Linked DNA regions of Homo sapiens: region 1 is linked to region 2. Evidence: read pairs that join two places in POLR2A ChIA-PET (ENCODE). Cell type or tissue: Panc1. All regions are shown on one strand. Each heading gives the region's core, and the rest is flanking DNA. Links, peaks and the distances in the headings are about the cores only. Region 1 overlaps PLEKHH2 (pleckstrin homology, MyTH4 and FERM domain containing H2). Region 2 overlaps PLEKHH2 (pleckstrin homology, MyTH4 and FERM domain containing H2).

The links. ChIA-PET counts read pairs that join two places held together with the same protein. Peaks named below come from ENCODE experiments on the same cell type or tissue, not always from the same donor. Only the 100,000 strongest peaks of a DNase experiment are listed, where the experiment ranks them.
Region 1: POLR2A ChIA-PET joins it to region 2 with 8 read pairs; 4 of 35 experiments call an interaction of 5 or more read pairs at or near these places.

The regions. Positions count from the first base shown.
Region 1 is chr2:43,754,774-43,763,469 of GRCh38, reverse strand. PLEKHH2 (pleckstrin homology, MyTH4 and FERM domain containing H2) reads right to left here. Exons shown (of 30, transcript NM_172069.4): 26 at 6,206-6,351; 27 at 4,441-4,570; 28 at 1,080-1,166. Among named protein-coding and RNA genes, the nearest start is that of DYNC2LI1, 15 kb to the left of the region's middle. In Panc1, for the core only: no CTCF peak of the experiment used is centred there; DNase peaks (open chromatin) are centred at 4,119 and 4,489; H3K27ac peaks cover 2,375 bases.
Region 2 is chr2:43,681,681-43,690,428 of GRCh38, reverse strand. The region is part of intron 3 of PLEKHH2 (pleckstrin homology, MyTH4 and FERM domain containing H2); the gene reads right to left. Among named protein-coding and RNA genes, the nearest start is that of C1GALT1C1L, 9.6 kb to the right of the region's middle. In Panc1, for the core only: no CTCF peak of the experiment used is centred there; no DNase peak of the experiment used is centred there.

The sequences.
Region 1 (8,696 bases), core at 2,062-6,061, 74 kb before region 2:
TCAGTCTGGGCGACAGAATAAGACCCTGCCTCAAAAAAAAATCAATAAATCAATAAAATAAAATAAAATAAAATGTAACTAATATACAGCCTGAAAGGACTCTGCATATCTAATGATTACCTTGCAAGACTGAGCAGACCATTCCAGGACTGAATGCCTCAGACCCACCTGTGTGTGCTTCCTGGCCTGTCTGGCTACCTCCTGGGAGCTAGGGAGCTAGTTTTCTGAACTAAGGTAACTTAGTACTGGTGTATAGGTTTTTTGGTTTGTTTGTTTTTACTTTAAGTCACTGATTTTATAATATCTTCAAGTTATCCATTTAAAAACTAAAAGGCACTCAGAAAATATAACCCCTTGAAAAAAAGTGTGTGTGTGTTTGTTTTTTAAGCAATTATAAGGGGAAACAGTGACTATAACACAAAAGAATAGTTTGGTTTCCAGAAAATTTTCAGTGATCTTCTGATTATAGCCACAGGATTAGACCTGCCAGGTGAATTTAGTAATTCCTGCTCACCAGATTAAACAAAAAAGAGAATAAAATTGTATTAAATAATTAGACACATGAAATATGATAAAAAATGTAAATTTCGGGTAAATAAATGAACACATATAGATATCATAGTTTGAATTTAAACTATGTGAAAAGTGCTAAGATGCTATATAAATGACATTATAGGAAATTATAGAAATTGTTAAAGAAGCCTTAGTGAAAGTGAACTTAAACTTTGGTAATTAAAGTTCCCACCTTAATGATTTCTTACAGATTTTTATTTTACACAGGAAACAATCTTCTTAACACTTTTAAAAAATAATCATTTCATGAATGTAACCATGATCACAATTTAGTCATGGTATCAAGATTTTTCTCATACACAATAAACGACCTGTCTTATCTTGTTTTAAAAGGTTAAATTATAATCATAGCTGTATTTGTAAAATGACTGTTCATGACATAGTATTAGGAAGAATGTTTCCTGGGTAAGAGAAAAATCAGATTAAGATATCATTACTTTCTGTTTACGGTACACTGAGCAATGGAAACAGTTGACTTAATGCAAAACTTGAGCGTTTAAACTTACCATGGAGTTGTATTCTAAGAGGCTTAAACCATCCTCATGTACAGCCAGCCACAAGAAAGTACTTCCAAGTGATGATGGAGTTATGGGCTATGAAGAGGTGAAAATACACTATATTATAAATACTAAGCAAAATTACAGGAATATTTTTCAGTCTAAATGTCATGTAACATTTGCCATTAAACAACAATAATAACAACAAAAATTTATTAAAAATCTCGCCTAGGAAAGAGGCAGGGTGGTATACCGGAGCTAAGAGTGAATTCGATATTAGGAGACCTAGCTTTGAGACCCAAACCTGCCATATATTAATGTATGCATTTGGATAAACTACTGAATCTGTTTGAGGCTCAATTTCCTCATCTTTAGCATAGGAACAATAATGTTTATATTTTACTTTTCTTCTGCGTTAAGACGTTAATAGTCAACAAGTTTTTAGGGTTTCTATGATGACCAAAATCCTAATGAAGCAAAATATACTGATATGCTTGATAAGTTGTGTAGTGCTATTACAAGGTAAAAGATTATTATTATAATTGCACACCTTTCCTGAAAGTTTATTAAATCTGATATTCAATGTGTAATAAAAACACAATAACAAGAAAATATGAAACTGTGTAATCAATAGTAATGAGAAATATGAAAATTTCCACCGAATTTTTTATTGTAAAAGCTACGAAATTGACTGGGTGTTGTGGCTCTCGCCTGTAATCCTAGCACCTTGGGAAGCCGAGGTGGGTGGATCATCTGAGGCCAGGAGTTCGAGACCAGCCTGTGCAACATGACGAAACCCCATCTCTGCCAAAGACACAAAAATCAGCTGGGCATGGTGGTGCACGCCTGTAATCCGATCTACTTGGGAGGCTGAGACAGGAGAACAGCTGGAACCTGGGAGGCGCAGGCTGCAGTGAGCTGAGATAGTGCCACTGCACTCCAGCCTGTGTGACAGAGTGAGACTTCATCTAAAAAAAAAAAAAAAAAAAGCTAAAAGCTACTCCTGGTTCTCATAGAAAAAAAAAGCTATGAAATTATATTAATAAAAAGAATCTCCTACCACTAGAACCCAACTGAAACCCATGAATGTTTTTGAGCAATTAATGATGCTTGTTTGGTTCCATTAACAAATGAAATCCTAAAAAAAATCTTAACTATTTCCCTTAAATTTTACAAAACAATGTCAAGACTATAGATATAAAACTGGAATGAATGTTGGGTTATTTTATATAATAAAACTTGCTAGCATCTCATATATACAAAACCCTGAGTTAGAAACTGTCTACTGAGGGCTGATTTGCAAAGGATAGGGAGAATTCAATTCAAAAGGATGCCCTTCAACTCTAGTGTCCACTGACAGGTGAATGGATAAACAAAATGTGGTATATATATACCTACAGTGGAATGTTATTCTGCCTCAAAAGGGAAGGAAATTTTGACACATGTTACAACATGGATGAACCTTGAAGACATTACACTAAGTGAAATAAGCCAATAACAAAAGCACAAATATTATATGATTTCTCTTACCTGAAGTTCCTAAAGTAGTCAAATGCATAGAGACAGAAAGTAGAGTGGCAGTTGCCAGGGCTGGGAGGAGGAGGGAGGACTGGGGAGTTAGGTACAGTTTCAGTTTGGGAAAATAAAAAAGTGTTTAGATGAATGGTGGTGACAGCAACACAACAATGAGAATGTACTTAATGCCACAGAACTATACACTTAAAAATGGTTACAATGGGCCAGATGCGGTGGCTCACGCCTGTAATCCCAGCACTTTGGGAGGCCGAGGCGGGTGGATCACTTCAGATCAGGAGTTCGAGACTAGTCTGGCCAAAATGGTGAAACCCTGTCTCTACCAAAAATATAAAAATTAGCTGAGCGTGGTGGTGTGCGCCTGTAATCCCAGCTACTTGGAAGGCTGAAGCGTGAGAATCGCTTGAACCTGGGAGGCGGAGGTTGCAGTGAGTCAAGATTGCACCACTGCACTCCAGTCTGGGTGACAGAGTGAGACTCCGTCTCAAAAAAAAAAAAAAAAAAAAAGGTTAAAGGGTAAATTTCATTATGTGTATTTTACCACACACAGAAAACAGGATGCCATGAAGCAACAAAGGAGGTGTCGCTTGTTATAAAGAAAGAAAAGTGAGCAAAAAAGATGCTTGTCACGTAATTTGAAAAGCAATATTATTATTTAATAATATTTTGTGCCAGCAAGCACATTTTATCAGAACAGAAAAGGGTATTTAATATTACTTCCAATGCTGAAGTTAGAATTAAAATCCATGCTGCTCTACAGTTCAAATCTATTCCTTGTAATTTTAAAAAGTAACGTTCAACTTCCCGTAAGTACATTAATTTTATAGATGTTTAAGAATACTAACTTTATCATCTTTTTCTTAATTAGTATACAGCTTTCAGTTCCACTAGAAAAAAATTAATTCTCACCTATCAATAATATAGTCACTCATAGAATCAGAGTTAGAAGATACCTTAGATTTTACTTTTCTAATCTAAGTATTTCATTAACAGATGAGGAAAAGTGAGGTCCAGAGAGGTAACCTGACTTGCCCAAAGTTGCACAGCTATTCAGCAATATTTATTAAGTGATAATTATTAATTACGTGCAAAGCACTACAGTAGGTACAAGAGGAAGATTTTAGGATCAGTGAGTTTATAGTTTCAAGGAGCATGCAATTTAATAGTGAGTATAAAACAAACACACAGAAAAATATAACACAAGGCAAGATGTATCTTAAGAGCCTGAGAAAGTACAAAGAGACATGTTTCAACAGAAAGAAAAGGAATCAAAAGGCATAATTTTTCCCTTGGGGAAAGGGCTGGCCATCCCTGGGCAGGGTGGGTCTCCTTCCTCAGTGTTCCTGCAGCAGTCTGTTCATGTGACTCATAGTGATATTTGCCATACAGTGGTTTGTTTATAGGCCTGTTGTTACAAAGTAAAATAGTCCTGGAAGTTCATGTACAATCCATCTGAAACAATAGGTTATGTATCCCTAGAGCTTAGCTCAATGTTTAGCAGACAGAACTTAGTAAATACTAATGAGCAAATGAGTGACAGAGTAAACATGTGCATGGATGAATGAATGAACAGAAGAATGCAGAGTTCAGCTGTGGTTTAGGACTCATGATTCACCTAATGAGTCCAAGAAATGATTTAGGGTGGGAAAAGTTGGGCAGAGAGGAAAAGATAGAGAAGCTTTTCTGCCCTTTCTCTAGTGTCTCTTCATTGTTTTCTTTACATTATTGGATATTTCTTCATTTTTTACAAAAGCCAAGGATACTAAGTCTGGGGTAAATCTGGTCAACTATGTACACAAAGGTTTTCATTATGCATCTCTCTCCCATTCTTTCTTACTTTTGCAAGAAACAACTTGGCACCAAAGAATGGCCACTTCCTGGCTACTGTCAAATAAATGCGCACACAGTCAGCAGCACTGTGTCCCCGGAGGGCCATCCATCTGGTTGAAAGTCGCTGGCAAAGCTGCCTAAAAAAAAAGAAAAGAACAAAAACAAAAACACTAAAGCAAAAACATAAACAGTGTGTCATAGTCTTAAGATAAAACTCTCCTTGAGCCAATCCTAAGCATAACTGTGATCCCTAGGCATAACCCAGGTAAAGATTTTGTGACTCTCATCACACCACTGTCCATCACTTGTCCTTTCTGGAATATTCCTTTCACCAAATTCTCATACTATTCGTGTTTTCGGCATGAACTAGGTACCCACAGCAGGTCCATTTTTAAAATCTGAATATCTACCATCAAAACTTAGCGTAAATTAGTTTAAAAGATAATTTCTCATGGGAATATTTTCATTTTAAAAGAAAAGTACAGGCCCGGTGCAGTGGCTCACGCCTGTAATCCCAGCACGTTGGGAGGCCGAGGCGGGAGGATCACCTGGGGTCAGGTGTTTAAGACCAGCCTGGCCAACGTGGTGAAACCCCGTCTCTACTAAAAATACAAAAATAAGCCAGGCATGATGGCGGGTGCCTGTAATCCCAGCTACTCGGGAGGCTGAGGTGGGAGAATCACTTGAACCCGGGAGGTGGAGGTTGCAGCGAGCCGAGATCACCCCATTGCACTACAGCCTGGGTGGCAGAGCAAGACTCTGTCTTAAACAAAAACAAAAACAAGTAGTAGAGCCCAAAGATGAATCCCTGATGGTAGAATTTTAGGTCCTCCCACCCCTGGCTTGGAGAGATGTTAGATGCAAGGTGAAACTTGTCAAATCAAATTACAAAGGCAAGCACTTATTCTACATAGACAAAAGGCTGATCTTAAATGTTTCTATTTTGGAAAAGCTCACGATAAATTGGATTTGCCTCTATTTCTAAATCTAATCAGCTTCTCTTTATATATTCTCTGAAATTGAAACTCCAAATTGAGGTAAATTAGAAACTTTTATATTAAAAAGTCTTTTGTAAGAAGATAGTTTATTTTTATTTCAACTTATTCATAATAGAATATACAAAATATAATTTTTTGGTATGTACTTCATAAAATTAAACATATTATTGGCCAATTTTTTTCTCTTATTTATTATCAGGGTTGTTCTGGACAAGAATGAAAAAGATCAATTAAAAAGTACATCTAAAGCCTTTTTTTTTAATTAAAGAAAGTTTAAATATAGATTCTAAAGCTTCTGGGCTTATCTTAAATAAAAATATTGGCTGGGCACAGTGGCTCACGCCTCTAATCCCAGCACTTTGGGAGGCTGAGACAGGCAGTTCATGAGGTCAGGAGATCGAGACCATCCTGGCTAACACGGTGAAACCCCATCTCTACTAAAAATACAATAAATTAGCTGGGTGTGGTGGCGGGCGCCTGTAGTCCCAGCTACTTGGGAGGCTGAGGCATGAGAATGGCTGTACCCGGGAGGCGGAGCTTGCAGTGAGCCGAGATTGGGCCACTGCACTCCAGCCTGGGCGACAGAGCGAGACTCCGTCTCAAAAAAAAAAAAAAAGAAAGAAAAAAAATCTATAATCTCCTGTGGCTCAATCATGTTAAAAAAATCTTGAGAAAGCTGTCCAAATGTTTTTCACCTTTAAAATTTGAACACAAAAATATTACCAAAAAACTAGTATGACCCTACCCTATAAAGAGTTACAAAGATTTCCTTACCTTAACTGCTCTTCAGAACAGCCATCTCTATACCTTTTAGGATAAAATTTCTCTATGACTTGCTTTAGAGTTTGATTCACTTTGCACTGATTGGTAACATGCCCTGCTGGAGTTGAGAAAGGTCTTTCAAAATCTCCAATCTCTACCTAATTGGAAATCCACAAAAGTGAAAATATATTGAAAAGAGTTTTAAGACAGAAAATCAGTTAGTTTTATTTTTTCTAAACATTCTTTTTTAACACATAATACATAAATCTATTTGTCATGATTATGTGATTATGAACTTCATAATCATATGTAGGAATTTTTATAAATTACATTTGAATTATAATTTTTTTTTTGAGACGGAGTCTCACTCTGTCACCCAGGCTCATTGCAACCTCTGCCTCCCAGGTTCAATTGATTCTCCTGCCTCAGCCTCCTGAATAGCTGGGACTACAGGCATATACCACCACGCTTGGCTAATTTTTGTGCTTTTTGTAGAGACGGGGGTTTCACCATGTTGGCCAGGCTGGTCTCGAACTCCTGACCTCAAGTGATCCGCCTACCTTGGCCTACCAAAGTGTTGGGATTGCAAGCGTGAGCCAGAGCCACCGCCTGGCTTGAATTCTAATTTTGAAAAAAATCTGTAATTTAAACATTTGAGTTCCATTTCTACATTAACCTTCCTAGTTTACTATCACCATCTAGTAGTACTTGCTAAAGGTCACTACTTTGTTATTGTCTGCAAGGACAATTTTTCATTTTTAAGGCACTATTTTAATTGCTGATAATAAGATGAAATAGATGTTAAAAATAAAAGGCAACAGACGGGTGTGGTGGCAGGCACCTGTAATCCCAGCTACTCGGGAGGCTGAGGCAGAAGAATCGCTTGAACCCAGGAGGCGGAGGTTGCAGTCAGCCGAGATCATGCCATTGCCCAGCCTGGGTGACAGAGCAAGACTCCATCTCAAAAAAAAAAGTTATAAGAAATTTCAAAAAACTATTAGTTGGACTTTTTGAGGGTCTCTCCTGAATGTAATGGGAGCAAGAACCATATTCTCATTACTTTGTTCCTAGATTTTCTCCATGTTATTGTGTTCATACTCTCATTCTACTAGCATTAATCCCGGGAATAGAGTCCTTCCCAGGATATACAGTTGTGTTCGGAACCACAATTTATACTTTATTGGAGCATGAAGTTCAAGGTAGGGAGTATTAAGGGAATGTTGAGGCTGGAGGGGCAGGCAGAGTTCAGATCTTGAAAGTCCTTGCATGTAAAAAAGGAATGACAGAGCTAGATTCACATTTTTGCTGTATCTCTATCCCAGTTACTAGTGCTGCCTAATAAAGCTCCATGCACAGGTGACATTGTGCCAGTTTCCAGGCTCAGCCCTTAAGAAAACAGCAGTTTCCACTTCTTGTCTATCTTCTGGGACATTGTTGCTGTCACCCATTCACCATTCTTGGAGGAAGCACAAGCAGTCATATACATGAAGAGACCACGTGTAAGGTGCTCCAGCTGACAGTCCCAGCAGAAGTCCCCACAAACAGCCGGCATCAATCAGCCACCAGACATGACTGAAGGAGCCTTCAAATGATTCCAGCCCTCAGCCATAGAGTGACAACTGGCTCTCAAGCTATGTCAGCTGATACCACCGGAAGCAGAGACACACACTGTCCCTTCACATCCCTGCCCAAATTACTGTCTTAAGTAGCTGAGTTTTGGAGTCATTAGTTATGTAGCAATAGATAAGTGGAAAAAATCCCTCTAGCATTTGTGTGAAGGATAAATTTGTGAGGGACCAGACCAGAGAAAGGCACACTACTTAGGAGCCTGCTGCAGGACAGCAGGCAGTATGAGACAATGATCCGAACCTTAGCAACAGAAGTCAGCATACAGAGGAGAGAACAGACTAAAACATCCCTAAGAGTTCACATTCGCAGGATGTGGTGACTGGTGGAAAAGGGCCAAAGTGAGGGAAGAGTCATGATAATTCCCAGGTGTGAAGCTTGTTTGGGGGACCGGGTGGAGGCAGTATCATAAAGAGGAGACAGAATGTGAACACAGAGGAGGGACGATGATTAGTTTGGTTTTCAATATGCTGATTTTGGCTGGGCGCGGTGGCTCACGCCTGTAATCCTAGCACTTTGGGAGGCCAAGGCAGGTGGATCACTTGAGGTCAGGAGTTCGAGACTAGCCTGGCCAACATGGTGAAACCCCGTCTCTACTAAAAATACGAAAATTAGCAGAGCATGGTGGTGAGTGCCTATAATTCCAGCTACTAGGGAGGCTGAGGCAGGAGAATCGCTTGAACCCGGGAGGTGGGGGTTACAGTGAGCCAAGATTGTGCCACTTCACTCCAGCTTGGGCAAAAGAGGGAAACTCTGTCTCAAAAAAAAAAAAAAAAAAAAAGTTGATTTTAAGGAGCCCATAAAAAAACTACGAACTGAAGAAAAAAGATCTGGGAAACACTGGCATAGGTGGTGCATAGAATAAAAAGAATGATTG
Region 2 (8,748 bases), core at 3,064-7,063:
TCAATTCAGATGCCAAAACTGTTCTATTTAAATACCAACCACATGGCTGGAAACTAGGAAAATAAAAGCACAAAAAAAAAAAGTTGAAGAAGAAGAAAAATGTATTCTACTATCCAAATGATAATTTAAGTTACCTTAGATTCTAAGAAATATAGTGGGCTTTCTGCATGAGCTGAAGGACAAAGATCTGTATCAAGACAAAGGTCTGCATCAGAAATGATGTCATGCAAAACTGCCCAAGCAGGACAGACAGCTGAACAGTAATCTTAAGATGGTATAGCTATAGCCAGTTCCACATACGACATTCTGTAGCTGAGGAAGCAGGGAACGAGGAGCAGAGCCCAAGTCCAAAATGATAGTTCTCCTCTGGGCACAGAGTAATAGAAGTAAACCTCAAGAAAAACAAAAGTAACTGAGTAAGAATAAAAATAAATGCTACCAGACCTACATCTAGTGTCCTTTTATTAAGTTAAAGCAAGCCACCCTACAGACATTGGGTTGCCACATAAAATAGTCCTATTGTTGCTTAGGAAAGGTCTATAGACCTGAAAAACTATGGTTTGGAACTACTCTTTTACCCTGAATAACACATTCAATTTGGAAGTTGTTATTGTATGAGTGAATGCTACAGAGCTCCTCGGATGCATCCTTGCTGTCTGAAGCTCTTTAATTCAACCATTACTTTTAGACAAACAATTTTCCTAGGCAAGAAAAATATTGGCAAAAGGGGCAAAATCTCTTAGAGAAAGAGACCACAAAGTAGTTACAAGCAACCTACTTACCAACTGATCCTATTAAGACCAAGTTCTGTAGACAGGATTTAGCCTTCTTTGGTAATTAATATGAATAAGAGGTCTACAGAAAAGCTAAGAGGTCCACAGAAAAGCCAAGATGCCTTTTAAAACATCTCACCACAACCATATGGAAAATAGCTCACTTGTTTTTCCATTCATTTAACCAGAACCATTTAAGAATTTTAACTACTCAGAGACTGGCCAATAACAAACACCTGTGAATTCAAATTGCTTGTTAAATAAACCCTCACAAATGTGTATACACGGATAGCCTCCAGTGTGGAATGCTTCCTGTTTTTAGGCTACTTTGCTTCTTTACTTCTAGGAGAACCTCTGATTGTATCCACCCACCTCAGCACACTCCTCACCCACTTCTCCCAAACCTTCTTGATCCCAAGGTCCCTAAACTCCTGTTCAGCAAAGGGTTAACTCAGTAGACTTGGGGTGTACAGATCCTCCACATTCCAAAGAAAGGACTGGTCCTTCACTGGCTCTTGGGAGACAACCTCTGATGCCCTGGAATATCTTGACTGTTAAGGCTGCCTTTGTATTAATATAAGTGAGATCTTGGGCCACACCACATAGTTTATGCTAATGGTCTGACTTATGGTGAGTGCCTGTTTTTGTGTTCACCTGGGGCCCTGGGCCAAAATTTATCAGTTTGACCTCTGGGTGGGCTGGAGACTGACTAAGATCAGTCAGGTGGATATTTCAGACCTACATGACTGACCTCTAATAAAAATCCTGGACACCAAGGCTTGAGTAAGCTTATTTGTTGGCAATGTTTCATACATGTTGTCACACATTGATGGGAGGATTAAGTGCATCCCTGTGCAACCCCACAGCAGAAAGACAACTGGAAGCTCATACCTGATTTCTCCTGGACACCACTCTATGTGCCCTTTTCCTTTGTTGATTTTAATCTGTATCTTTTCACTGTAATAAACGGTGACCATGAGCAAAACAGCTTTTCTGGGTCCCATGAGTTATTCTAGCAAATCACTGAACCCAAGAGTACTGTTGGGGATCCCAATACAGCTTCCAGGGCTATTTTCCATAGGAGAAAGCAGGAGCTGCAAATATTACTCCCATTGTAATTATTCATATCATTATTTCCTTCTTCCCATTTCTAACCTCATTCCTGTCCACTATACATAATCAAGATGTGACTGTATTTTTAAGAGGGGGTTGCAAGTTTCTATTTCTATATATAAATTGCTGTGGCATGACAAAGATTCCTGATTGTTTCCAAATAGAATGACAAAAGAAATTGTTTAGAGTATTTTAAATCCCAGACTACTTTCCAGTTACTTAAAATTTACTTGTTGATTTGTTTAGATTTGTTTAGATTGTTTAGATTCATACAATAACAACTTCCTTATAGATTCTGGATATTAGACCATTGTTGGATGCATAGTTGGTGAATATTTTCTCCTATTCTGTAGGCTGTATGTTTACTCTATTGATAGTTTCTTTTGCTGTGCAGAAGCTATGGGCAAAGGACATGAACAGACACTTCTCAAAAGAAAACACAGGCTGGGTGTGGTGGCTCATGCCTGTAGTCCCAACACTTTGGGAGGCCGAGGAGGGAGGACAGCTTGAGCCCAGGAGTTTGAGGCCAGCCTGGGCAAAAGAGTGGGAACGCATCTCTACAAAAAAAATTCTAAAATATTAGCTGAGTATAGTGGCATATGCCTGTGGTCCCAGCTACTCAAAAGGCCGAAGTGGGAGAATCACTTGAGCCTGAGAGGTCAAGGCTGCAGAGAGCCATGATCATGCTGCTGCACTCCAGCCTGGGCAACAGAGGAAGACCCTGTCTTGAAAAAAAAATAATTAAATAAAACAAAAGAAGATATACAGGCAGCCAAGAAACATATGAAAAAATGCTCATCATTGCTAATCACCAGAGAAATGCAAATCAAACAATAATGAGATACCATTTCACACCAGTCAGAATGGCTATTATTAAAAAAGTAAAAAATAACAGATGCTGGCAATGCTGTGGAGAAATGGGAACACTTATACACTGTTGGTGGGAATGTAAATTAGTTCAGCCACTATAAAAAGCAGTCAGAGGTTTCTCAAAGAAACAGAAGTACCATTTGACCCAGCAATCCAGTTACTGGGTATATAGTCAAAGGAAAATAAATCGTTCTACCAAAAAGACACATGCACTTCTATGTTTATCACAGTGCAATTCGCAATAGCAAAGACATGGAATCAACCAAGGTGCCCATCAATGGTGAGTTAGATAAAGAAAATGTGGTACATACACACCAGGGAACACTACACTGCCATAAAAAAGAATGAGATCATGTCCTTTGTAGCAACATGGATGCAACTGGAGGTCATTATCCTAAGAGAATTAATGCAGGAACTGAAAACTAAATACCACATGCTCTCACTTATAAGTGGGAGCTAAACATTAAATACACAAGGGCATAAAGATAGGGACAACAGACACTGAGGACTATGAGACAGGGAGCAAGAGACGGAGACATGGGCTGAAAAACTATTGGGTACTATGTTCACTGCCTGGGAGATGGAATCATCCATATCCCAAACCTCAGCATCACGTAATATAACCATGTAGCAAACCTGCACATGTACCCTCTGAGTCTAAAATAACAGTTAAAATTATTTTAAAATATAAATATATATAGAGAGAAGGGGGGACATGGCCAGATATAAGGCTGTAAATAAGGAGAGGGACACACGGATCTTTGCATGTCATGCTACACTACTTGGATGGGATCTCATAAGAAAGGGAAGGCCATATGTTTATAAAATATCTTTTTAAAGCTTCTTAGAAAACTTGAACTCAAGAATGTGTCAAAATTTACTGACATGTTATCAGTGAAATCAGCAAGTTGATTATAATTTTTATATGTTTAATGCAAATTAATTAATCATTCTAATCACATTTACAACACAATTATTTTGGCATAGTACTCCATGATTATAAAGTAGGATTCTTCTTGCAGAAGTTGAAAAGCAAGATCATTAAATAATTTGCTTTCCATATAATGAAGGGTGGGCCTCATATAGCAAAGCATTGCAATGTAATATCCATTACAAGGTCATGGATATTAGAATGACTGAGCAGTATTGATTTATTAAGAGTCAAAAATGACTTCAGGCCGGGCACAGTGGCTCACGCCTGAAATCCCAACACTTTGGGAGGCCAAGGCAGGGGGATCACCTGAGGTCAGGAGTTTGAGACCAGCCTGACCAACATGATGAAACACCGTCTCTACTATAAATACAAAAATTAGCCAGGTGTGGTGGCATGCACCTGTATTCCCAGCTACTCGGGAGGTGGAGGCAGGAGAAATGCTTGAACCCGGGAGGCAGAGGCTGCGGTGAGCCAGGATCATGCCACTGCACTCCAGCCTGGGCGACAGAGCAAGACTCAGTCTCAAAAAAGAAGAAGAAGAAGAAAGAAGAAGAAGAAGAGGAAGAGGAAGAAGGAAGAGGAAGAAGGAAGAAGAAAAAGAAGGAGAAGGAAGAAGAAGAGGAAGAAGAAGAAGAACTAACTTTACAGAAAGGGAAGATTAGCTCATGTGTTAGAATGGTCAGAGGCAACTTTAAATGTAGCTGCTACCATGCCTGAATCAAACACAGGCAAGGGATCAAGCCCAAAAGGATAAAATAAAAAGACACATACTTTTATAGGGGAATAATCTACCCCAGTTGGTCAGCATAAATAAATGTAATATATTAAGGTATCCACCTAATTAGATACTTGGGAATGAATCCCATATGTCAGTATTTTCCAAATATGCTCTTTGCTGCTTTTCTATCTCACAGGAGTACTCATAAGTAGAACTGGGTTGATTTGATCACATTGCTTCCAAACTTGTGAACAACAATAATAAAGATGCACTAGGGCCAGGCGTGGGTGGTGGCTCATGCCGGTAATCCCAGCACTTTGGAAGGCTGAGGCTGGAGGATTGCTTGAGCTGACAAGTTCGAGACTAATCTGGGTAATGTGGTGAGACATCGTCTCTACAAAAAAAAAAAAAAAAGGTTAAAAAACATTAACTGGGTGTGGTGGCACATGCCTGCAGCCCTAGCTACTCCAGAGGCTGAGGTGGGAGGATTGCTTGAGCACAGGAAACAGAAGTTGCAGTGAGCTGAGATCGCATCACTGCACTCCAGCCTGGATGACAGAGCAAGACCCTGTCTCAAAAGACAAACAAACAAAAAAAAGATGTACTAGAACATTAAGTATAAAGATCACCAAGATTTATCTGGCAATAAAATATTTATCTGTGACTTTTTTTCTGCAGACAATTTAGTTAATTGTTACAGAAGTGATGCCATTCATTGATAAACAAAGGGAAAAATGTACAAAGCTAAACTATAGAGTTGCACTGGCTTTAGCTGAGTACTGCTTTTAGTGGCAAAATATTCCTTTTTGGTTAAGATAAATACAGTTGTTTGAGTCTTAGGACATGGTTGAATGAGAAAAGGCAAGCTGATTTCAGCAACATAAACATCAGATAGGCCACAGTCCCATGGAAATTGTTAAAGATGGCGAAGGATTCAGTTACTCTAAGTTATTAACACTTAGTCTTGCAAAGGCCAAAAAAGGTGACTTCATCAGTGCATGAGAATTCATCTGCTGTCTGTATTTCCTGTCGACTTTTAGATTATGAAGTAATTGTAAAGAAAAAAAGTCCTTCTGAAGTGTAACAAAATATGCAGTAAATAAATTTAAAGTGTTGTGACAAAAAGAAATGCCTACAGGTTTTGCTAACACATGGAAACTCTGAGAGATTTGTAATTCTCTCTCTTTTTTTTTTTTTTTTTGGTAATGGGAGTAGCAGTATGTCTAAAATAACCAATCCTGGTGTATTTTTGCTTAAAGATATAGCACATAGAATTAAATAACTTTATACCCAACATCCTCAAAGAACAACTTCAAAGGAGAGAAGTCCTTCCTGTCAAACTTACCAAGACCAGTGGTTGGCCCTGATGGCAACAAACCTCTGTGGTTTGCTTCCCTTGAATCGGGAACAAGGATCCTTTTTTAAAGACTCCTCACTGGATCTCATAAGACCCAAGGAATTGGGGTGGGGCAGGGGTCGGTGGGGGGCGGGTGTAGATAGTTGAAAATCACAAATAAAAAATACTTAATTTAGTTTAATTTTCAAAAACAAACAAATTTGCCACATATTATGAATTAAGAATTTTAAATTAAGGCAAAACAAAACCATCCTCAATTTTTTTCTCTTTTTCCCATAATATGGGCAGTTAAAGGAGAGAAAGGAAGGGAAGGGAAAGATAGGGAAGAACAGATAGATTACATATAGAGACATATAGACACAGCCAGGGTACAGAGGTAAAGAAAGATGCTACTAGGAAGGCCAAAGTCAGAAAACACAAGACAATGAAGGAAAAAGAAGGGAAGGGAAAGGAAGGGGAAAAGAAGGGAAGGAGAAAAGAAGGAAAAGGAAGGGGAGTATAGTATCATATCCTATATGATACTATAGAAGAGGATACACAGCATTATACATTTGTCAAAATCCATAGAACATAAAACACCAAGAGTAAACACTAATGTAAACTATGGGATTTGGGTAACAATGATGTGTCAGTGTTGGTTCATCAGTTGTAATAAATGTACCACTCTGGTGTTGGATGCTGATGGTGAAGAAAGCTTGAATGTGTGTTGGAGGGGAGAGGATATATGAAAGCTCTGTACTTCATACACCATCAATTTTGCTGTAAATCTGAAACTGCTCTAAAAATTAAAGTCTGTTTTTAAAAAAGCAATAACCTCCCTGATGAAATCATTGATTTAAACAAGGTAATCAATGGCTGCTAATATCACCAAAAAAAAAAGAGAGAGAGAGAGATAACTAGACATCCACCTCCTGGTGGAGGTCAACAATATCACCCAAGAAGTAGTCTTGAAAAAAGAGAAAGAAAAGTCAAATTTTTAGATCTAACTATATTTTACAGGAAATATAGGGGAAGAGGAGCTTGTTAAATCACATCATAGGTATGCAATAGGCAAACTCCAGAATGTGGAAAGCTTTAGAGAACAAATTAACCCATACAAATAAGTTGAAAGAAAAAAGGAAAAAAGACCCTATAAATTAAAAGAGTTTAAGAATCAAATGAAATGTATCAATCTAGTTTAGATCCCAATTTGAACAAACTAACTATTAAAAACAAAAAAAAAGAGGGCCGGGCGAGGTGGCTCACACCTGTAACACCAGCACTCTGGGAGGCCAAGGTGGGCGGATCACCTGAAATCAGGAGTTTGAGACCAGCCCGACCAACATAGAGAAATCCCATCTCTACTAAAAATACAAAATGAGCTAGGCGTGGATGCCTGTAATCCCAGCTACTCGGGAGGCTGAGGCAGGAGAATGGCTTGAACGTGGGAGGCGGAGGTTGTGGTGAGCCAAGATCGTGCCATTGCACTCCAGCCTGGGCAACAAGAGCAAAACTCCATCTCAAAAAAAAAAAAAAAAAAAAGGGTATATAAATAAAAGAATTAAAAAGGGGTACTCAAACAAATATATGTACGTTCTTAACAGCACTAGTCACAATAGTCAAAAGATGAAAAGGTAGAATAGGTAGGGCACAGGAGACATCGAGGGCAGTGAAAGTCCATAAAAAGACAATGTCCATAAAAAGTCAAATGGATAAACAAATTGTGTGTGTGTGTGTGTGTGTGTATATATGGAACATTATTCAGCCATAATGAGGAATAAAGCATGACACATGCTACAACGTGGATAAATATCAAAAACATTCTGCTAAATGAAAGAAGCCAGACACTAAAGATCAAATAGTATATAAATCCATTTATATGAAATATCCAGAATAGGTAAATCCATAGCAACAGAAAGCAGATTGGTGGTTGCCAGGGGCTAGTGGGAGGGGGAAATGGGACTAAATGCTTAATGAATAAGGTTTCCTTTTGAGATGAGTTTCCTTTCGACATTTTGGAACTAGATAAAGGTGATGATTGTACACAACACTGAAATGTTCATTTAAAAATGTTAATTTTGGCTGGGCACGGTGGCTCATGCCTGTAATCCCAGCACTTTGGGAGGCCAAGGGGGGCAAATCACAAGGTCAGGAGTTCGAGACCAGCCTGGCCAACATGGTGAAACCCCATCTCTCTAAAAATACAAAAAATTAGCCAGGCGTGGTGGTGGGTGCCTATAGTCCCAGCTACTCGGGAGGCTGAGGCAGGAGAATCGCTTGAACTCAGGAGGTGGAGGTGGCAGTGAGCTGAGATGGCACCACTGCACTCCAGCCCAGGTGACAGAGTGAGACTGTCTCAAAAAAAAAAGTTAATTTTATGTTATGTGAATTCCACTTTGATTAAAGAACAAAACACAGAAGCAATTATTAGCTATTTGGAAAAATCTGAATACTGACTAGATCTTTGATATACTGAAGAATTACTGGTAATTTTTTGGTGTGATGATGGTATTGTGGTTATGATTTTTAAGGGTGTTTGGTTTCAGATTAGTATAGTATATAATAATGGATGAAATTATACCATGTCTGGGATTTGCTTTTCAATAGTCCAGTGTGAGGGGGGCAGGGGAAGTGGGTGGAGGTACAGATGAGGCATGACTTGACTAATTGTTGAAGTGGGTGATGCGGGTTCACTATACTATTTTCTCTACTCTTGTATGTGCTTAAAGTCTTGCCTAATAAAGTTGTAAGATTTCCTTTTCAAGCATAATTAAAAAAATCAAAGATTAGGCTACATTGGGCTTATTTAGAAATCTATTAGGCACTTACTCTACCCTATAAAATTAAAACTTTCATGTATCTGCTGAATCTAAAATAAAAATTGAGGGTGATGGGGCCTGGTGGGGAGAGGGTCCAGAGTAGGCTCTCAGACCCGAAACTGAATGGGGTGTCTGGGGCATCAGGGAGCTCCCTTGCCTGGCCCTCAGTGGCCTGATGGAGTAAG